3 separate regions of the Mus musculus genome follow, and all the other regions are linked to region 1. Evidence: chromatin loops called from intact Hi-C (ENCODE). Cell type or tissue: left cerebral cortex. All regions are shown on one strand.

Evidence for each region. Hi-C counts contacts between places; a loop is a spot of excess contacts. Peaks named below come from ENCODE experiments on the same cell type or tissue, not always from the same donor. Only the 100,000 strongest peaks of a DNase experiment are listed, where the experiment ranks them.
Region 2: a loop joins it to region 1, with 7 times the contacts of the local background. A loop is called at or near these places in 3 of 42 quality-filtered maps.
Region 3: a loop joins it to region 1, with 2.6 times the contacts of the local background. A loop is called at or near these places in 3 of 42 quality-filtered maps.

The regions. Positions count from the first base shown.
Region 1 is chr4:6,990,221-6,992,720 of GRCm38, forward strand. Tox (thymocyte selection-associated high mobility group box) reads right to left here and starts at 616. Exons shown (of 9, transcript NM_145711.5): 1 at 170-616. The coding sequence starts at 271. In left cerebral cortex, CTCF peaks have their summits at 1,063 and 1,270; DNase peaks (open chromatin) are centred at 59, 978 and 1,246; H3K4me3 peaks cover 1,624 bases; H3K27ac peaks cover 1,472 bases.
Region 2 is chr4:6,560,378-6,562,877 of GRCm38, forward strand. No RefSeq gene overlaps it. Among named protein-coding and RNA genes, the nearest start is that of Gm22473, 73 kb to the right of the region's middle. In left cerebral cortex, a CTCF peak has its summit at 1,364 (motif pointing right); DNase peaks (open chromatin) are centred at 1,399 and 1,883; H3K4me3 peaks cover 243 bases.
Region 3 is chr4:6,451,600-6,454,099 of GRCm38, forward strand. It overlaps Nsmaf (neutral sphingomyelinase (N-SMase) activation associated factor), which reads right to left. Exons shown (of 31, transcript NM_010945.2): 1 at 2,386-2,500. The coding sequence starts at 2,444. Among named protein-coding and RNA genes, the nearest start is that of Nsmaf, 1.4 kb to the right of the region's middle. In left cerebral cortex, no CTCF peak of the experiment used is centred here; DNase peaks (open chromatin) are centred at 1,031, 1,522, 1,528, 1,542 and 2 more places; H3K4me3 peaks cover 2,126 bases; H3K27ac peaks cover 1,960 bases.

The DNA.
Region 1 (2,500 bases):
CTACCCGAGCGCACGCAGCGCCGCCGCGGGCTGCGACCGAGCGCGCCCGGGACGGGCCTCTGCGAGCCGGCCCAGTCCGCCCAGCGGGCCCCATCGCGGTCCAGCCACCGCTGCCCCCCTCCCGGGATCGAGCCGCCAGAATCGGTGCAGACAAAAGCAGAGTGTTCACCTTGTTGCAATAGTAGGGGTCCAGGCAGGGAGAAGGTCCCAGACAAGGAGCGGCGGGCGCAGCAGCGGGCTGGGCTGGAGGAGGATAAAATCTTACGTCCATTTCACTCTCACATCAAGCAACTCCTTTTCTTTTCCTTTTTGAAAAAAAAAAAAAAAAAAAAAGTGCTCAGAAAAAAAAAAAAAAGCTCAGACGGAACAGAGAGGCGTCTGGGCTCAGGAGTAAAAGAAACACCTTCCTTCCCTCACATCCGTTTGTGGTTTGTTTAAGAAGAGGAAGAAAAGAGAGAGAGAAAAGAGAGAGAGAGGAAAAAAAAAACAGAGGGTGGAAAAGCGCTCAACTCTCCCCCCCAAGCCGTGGCGCGCACCCGTCCACACCGAGCGCGCAGCCTGCCTGGTCCGCTCGGCCCCGGCGCTGTCGGCCCGCCGCCGCCGGGCAGGTAACTTCACGCGCTCATTGTCCCCCCCGCCCGCCGCCCCATCCCCGCCTCCCGCGCCCTTCGCCGCCCGGCACTCGCGCTCGGGCTCGGGGTACTGGGCGTTTTATTGGAGACTCTGCCTTGCTTTGCTTTTAGTTTTTCTCCACGTTAGAGGCCTGGGATGGGGGAGTGATGGAGTGTGTGTGGTGTTGCAGGGGAGATCAAGATCGGAGGACACTAGTGCCCCGGACCGGCGGGGTGCCGACAGAGGCTGGACGCGGCCCAGAGGGTACAGTTGGGGACCGAGAACCAGGCGAGGGACAAACGCAGAAGAAGGGAATGCGGCTCGATCAGTAGTGGCGGGACCCCGGGCAGCGTCAGTGCCCCAGTCAGCACCCCCGGGTGGGTGCCATGGAGGTGGATACAATCACACAAAGGGGCTGGAGAGACTGAGCAAAGGCTGACTGGGGCACCGTGGGGCTCGCACAGCAAGGGGGCGCTGTGGCGCACCCCCGCCCAGCACCCGCAGCCCCACCCCCGCCCCACCCCATTCTTTGAGCCCCCCACCACTTACTCCTGCCCGCTAGCTGCACTGCCAACCTCTGCCCCGCGCGGGAGGTAGAGGAGAGGCTGTCTTGTGGCGCTGCTCGGGAGCCTGCAGGGAGCGCAACCTCTGCCCCATTCTAGTGTGCAGCTGACCAAGGGACCCCAGTTGATCTCTGTGCGAGGAGCGGTGCTCCTGGAGTTAGTGCTCAGAGAGCCTCGGCATTCGGCTTTGGTTCTCAGTGGGAGGGTTTGCAGAGGCTGAGCCTGCCCTTGCGGGACTAGCAAAAAAGACTCCAGGGGTGCTTAGAAGGGTAAATAAGGAAACAGTTATCAGCACACCATGCGCTACAGGGAACACATCTGGGCTAGTTACTTGCCTCTTGGAATTATACTTTCACTGTTGGATTCCCAGTAGCACTCTTGGAGCTCCACTGCCCACCCCAACCTTCACGAATCAGCTGTCTGCTTCCCTGGGCTCTCTTTGTTGGTAGGATAAAGATATCATCCATATTTTGCTTTACTTCGTCAACCCCAAAAACTTGCAATATTGTGTCCCCTGGCATCTGGGAGAGTTTTGGGACCCTGATGACTGTCCAGCGGACATCTTACGTTCTCCCTGAGAAAGACTTTAGAGAGAAGTTAATATAGGGGTGGGCAATGTTTACCTTTCAAGGGTGAATTCCTGATTGCTTCACACCTTAGGGGCCTAAGACCCTGTAAAAAAGTGGAAAATTCATGTCCACAGGTATCTGTTTCTGGCGTCAAAGAATATATGGAAACAGTCTTGTTACCTCCCATCCCCCACCCCAAACCGTTTTTAGTACATGGTGGGTAATAGCCAGCTACTCTCTAGCTCTCTGCAGCCTTTTCCAGGTTTCTCTTCCCTTATAATAGGAGCACCAGTCAAATGCAAAGATCTGAGGAAGCAACAGATGCCCTGTAAGGATAGTAAATTAGCATCCTGGGGTTCTCTCCTCTATGCAAAGGCCTTTGGAAACTTTTCCTTGACTTTGGTTTCCATCCATGGTAGCCTCTTTCTCTTAAACTGTTGTCCTCAGGTCTTCCTTTTATGGGTAGGAAGAACACAGCTTCTTACCTTAAGAGTAATGTGATGGATGTTGGCTTTAGAAATGAGGAAGGATTTTCACTCTGCATTCAAACCCTCTGAGTCACAAAATAAGTGAAAGGGTGATCTTTCCTCTATTAAAGGTCTTTACAATAACAAGTACATAGGTTCAGGGCTTCATAGCACCGATTTTAAAATTCATTTGTAGATGTTAAAGTGGGTGGGGCTATAAAAAGTCTGTAGCTTTAAATAAACACGTAATCTCAAGTTTCTGTCATCAACAAATTATACTGTATAAAGT
Region 2 (2,500 bases), 430 kb before region 1:
GAATAAATAAGAGGCCACAAAAGTACTTTACTCAAATAAATATAATCGTTTTATATCTATAAAATATAAATATTCATATTAATAATTAATATAATAATTTTAAATAAAATATTTCCATATTTTATTTTAAAAAAAGACTTCAAAATAAATATGGCATACCACCAAAAAGAAATGAAGAAGAAACCAAGCAATACAAATGTTGGGCAGAAAATGGCCTCCCAGGTGCTCTTAAATTTCTGTTAGGAAATGTGAATTTATACACTACTAACACTAGGCTGGAAAAATTAAAAATATGTGTCCTTTGACAGCTTTCTACATTTTATACCTACTTAAAAGTTTGTGCTAAGTAGTATAATGTCACATGTCAGAAGAGGTTCTTAGAGCATTATCAAAAGTTGCTCACATTGGAAGTACCCACACACCAACCTGTAACAGAATAAATAAGTGATCCTTATAGGGAGTATCTATCTATCTATCTATCTATCTATCTATCTATCTATCTATCTATCAATCATCTATCTATCTATCTATCTATCATCTATCTATCTATCTATCAATCATCTATCTATCTATCTATCTATCTATCTATCTACCATCTATCTATCATCTATCTATCTATCTATTTATAATATATATACATATATTATATACCTTTTCAGGGATAAATGTATATGATATAAATATATCATAAAACTACATTATCCAATGTAGATGAGCCTCAAGATTCTCTAGTTGCCCAGGAAAAAACAGGCTTAGACCACACACGGTCTTTCAAGGTGCACCAAGAGGGGACATGCTCTGTGATCCCATTTCTATAACCTAAAACATCTTATTTACTTAGGATTCCCAGAACCTAATGTCATTACATTGTGAGCAAAGAGAAGAGGGTCACTTTTCGTGTCCTGAGAATGTTGTATTTCAGAACACAGGCATTATCAGTACTTTATAATTATACATTTGTGTATCCATAAAGGGAACATGACAGTCAGTCTTTTGGGACAAATAATAATTTTATAACCTCAAGAAATATCCAACGAAGGTGCACTTAAATACATAGTATTCATGATAGCAGAAACCTGGGTCCTGCTAAACTTCTAGTCATGTTTTTATGACAAGTGTTGGAGACAGAACAATTTTTAATGGAATTTGTTGACAATGACAATCTGCTTCATCAGATTTTGCAGAAAATGTAAGCCAATTTCTTTTATTATTACCATATGGAATGTGAAACTAAAAGTCAAGATTTTTCTGAATTTACTCCATTTTCAGTATATGCTTCCAGGCAGTTAATAGGGGGCCAAGGTAAAGATTTTTTTTAAAAAAACGAAAACAAAAAAATCACTCCCAACAGTGACTTTTCCCCTGATGCCCACTTGGTGGCGCTAAGCTAACGTAGAATGCAGGTCTTCTCTGATACGTTAATAAGCTTTCACTTTATACAGTCCTAGGGAATTGTAAAGGTTTGTTAAGGTTTAGGACTTTAGACATATTCGGTAGGGAAAAGGGTTCAAAACTCTTAAAGAATTATGGTTATTTGTGAAAATTACAAAGAATGTCTTCTAACTCTAGGACCAGCCAAGCTTTCATGTCTTCTTGCCTTGTGTTTCTTTGATGACTTTTATGAGCCCTAGGGAGAGAAATAATTTTGTCTATAAGGTATTGGGGACTTGATGGAAACACAAACCCAAAATTTTCAATGGAATTATAGTGTGTGAGGGATGGGACAAGGCGCGTTTTGCAGCACAGTCCTTCCGAACAGAAACGGAAAGGGTCAGGACCTTTGATCCAGGCATCTGGCCCGGATGCAGTTCTGCAGCCCAGGACTAGGGGTGACAGTAGCATAGATGCTGCTTTCCTTCTTGGAGGAAGCCCCGTTGCTTGCTGTATCAGGGCTGGTCTTGAACTCAAGATATTTCTGCTCCAGGCTCTCATGGCTGGGGTGGCCTTTGCTCACCTCTCTGAACAGAATGAGGCCCTTTTCTAGGGCTTTTCAGGAGTGAGCAAAGGCAAGAGAGTCTAGACTAGGAGGGGTGGAGTGTGGGAATGCAGAAGAGTCTCTAGGATCTCTTTGCTGACAATGGGAGGCATCAAAGTCTTCTGTTTCCACAATACACGGCCTGGTTATTCTGTTTATGAAGATGATGGTATATTGTACACCCATAAATGAATCAAGATTATCTCGTTCTTTTCTTTAAAAAGTTTAGTCTACAGTTATATGTGTATGTGCATGTCTGTGTAAGTATTAGCACTTCTCTGTAGTTCCTTTACATGCCATAAGAAGGTGTCAGATGCCCTGAACTTGATTGTAGGGAGCCTCAAGATATAGGTGCTAGAAACTAGACTTAGGTCTTTAGAAAGCACTTGTGTTTTTTCTTTTTTTGTTTGTTTTTGTTTTTTGTTTTTTATCACTGATCTGTCTTTCCAGCCCCAAGAACATAACATCTTAAATCAGACATCATAGCAGGACATGGGGGCACACATCTCTAATCCCAGAACGTAG
Region 3 (2,500 bases), 540 kb before region 1:
TGAAATGACTGTGACATACAGGCATAACAGAAACTTCATAATCAATAATGCTTGAGCTAAAACAACGGCTTACAAACCAACAGAATACATCTCTCCTCTTTTCTCTCTCTCTCTCCCCTCTCTCTCTCTCCTCTTCTCTCTCTCCTCTCTCCTCTCTCCTCTCTCTCTCTCTGAAGGCTCGGGGCATCTCAGCCATCTAAACCTCTACATCACCTAAGATGAGAAGAGTTGGGACAACAAAACTTAAACAGAAATATTCCTAAGTGGAGATATCTTCAGTGGTAGTTTGTAGAGCATCCTCATTTGCTTACCCACAGAGCATTTCTGCCATGCCCAAGTATTTCAGAGAATATATTGGAATTGTCTCTTGACTTTTCATTTGCCTTCATTGGCATCTAATCGTGGCCTTTTGAAATAACCAGTAAAGTCAATATGTCTCCTGACATAATTGTAGGGATACAAGAATATTTTATTGAACTATTTCCTTTCTAGTCCTAAAACTTAAGCTTCCCGCCCCCATAAACGTCATCAAACAGCACCAGTGCACGGTTATTTGAAATCTAAGTCAGAGTGCAAGGTTGTATTGTTTAGCAAATAACAGTACAGGATGTCCAGATGGAAGTGGAATTTTAGATAAACAATATATTTAGTCTGTACTGTGGTTTTAGTATAAATATGTCCCCAAATCTACATGTGACATTTGCTAAAAAATTATCTAGAATTAATATTTAACCGAGTCTCATATCGTACCTAACAATTCCAGCCGGTTTCTTTCTCCGGCCCTCTTAAATGCCATATACAATACCAGCGCTGTTCATCTCTATCTCACTAAACATCTGGAATATACCGACTTTTCTCCAGTCTTCTGTCATCACTGCGGCAGAATCTCCCAGGCAGGAGCTTCTACTTATGTGGAAAATGTACCGTATTCTAACTGCAGCTGAATCAGCAGTCAGAGACACAAGCTAACTTCAGTTTCTCTTTCTCTGGGTTCAGTGTTTGGTAGCTGTAGAAATCTAAACCCTCTGTGAGTACACCCAGCAGAGAGGCCCCTGGTTATCTCTGAAGCTAGCCTCAAGCTCTGGGAAAGAACTGTTCTCTGAGATAGCGAAACCCTGAGATAGCTGAAACCCGACACCTTTATAAACACGTTGCCCATTTGAAGCCAATGTTGCCAAAAGATAAGCCAAGAAACGCGTGGGCAGAAATGGTAGATCTGGGTCTCTGTAAGGTTGGTTTTCCAAAGTTAACTTTTAAAAGTTCCCCTTTTTAAAAATGGATTCTATGATTTATAAAGAATCTGCTTGGTTTACGTTCAAAATAAAAATTTGGGGTGATCAGGAAGTAGAAATCAGCTGCTGGTGCTGAGTGTAGGGAAGAGTTGATGCTGGCAGCTGATAAATGTTTGGGCTGGGAGCACTCCTACCTTGGAGTACTGTGAACATATGTACATAATATGTAAACAAACCAGCATTTGCTGGAAATAACCGGGGCAGCGAGTTCCTCTAACATTACAGAGCAGCGTAAGACGATTAAAATAAGTCAGAATCTACGACAAAACACCCCCTGTCCGATTTCGCTGTTTATCACAGGATTGTTACAAATGACTAAGTCCTAGAAACATGACAGGCCACGCGTTTAAAACATTTCAAATGTTAATCTGAATGCTCTTCAATGTAACACAGAGCACCAACAAGTCTTAACAAGTCGTCGGGTGCCAGACAAAGAAATTCCATTTAAATTCCGGAGGTGGAAAGGTAATTTCAGCGCGGACCACCCTGCCAGCCCACTACATCTTAGAGAGAGATGCGGGGCTTGGGGAAGAGGGCGGGTTGAGCAATAGCTACAGGTGAAGCCTCCGCAGAGCACCCAGAATAAAAGCTGCACCTGCATTTCCTGGCATAGCCTGCTTCGCTGGATCCACTCAGCAACAACGTGACCGTCGGATCCCGGCTCCCACAGACAAACCCGCATCTCAAAACAAACAAACAAAAATGTAGCCCGCGTTCCCGCTGGAACCACAGCTGGGTCACAAAACCAACCGCCCTGGGAGGGACCCACGGGGCGGAAGTGCGCTTTCCTGTGCGGGGACGGGATCTGAGGGAGGCCGGAGCTCTACCCACGTCCTCCCTGGGCCGCGGCTGACCGCGGCCGCCCCGCCGCACGCGCTTCCCCAACAGCCTCCCATGCAGGGCGCGGAGGGTCGGTGGGGAGACGCCGGCGTGGGACGGCGGGCGGGCGGGCGCGGGGACCGCCCTGCCTTCGCGTCCCCAGGCGCCCCCGCCAGCCGGGCCCACCCGCGCGCGGCTCTGCGGCCCCGGAGGCGGCCGCGGCCTGCAGGAGAGTCCCCGGCTGCCGCCCGGCCCGGCCTCCCGCCCCGCGCACCTCTCCTTGGAGTAGAGCTGCAGCTGCTGCTCGCGCTGCCTCTTCCGGGTGAACGCCATGGAGGCCCAGGGCTCGCAGGCCGCCGACTGTCCCGAGCAGTCCCGAGCGGCCGCAC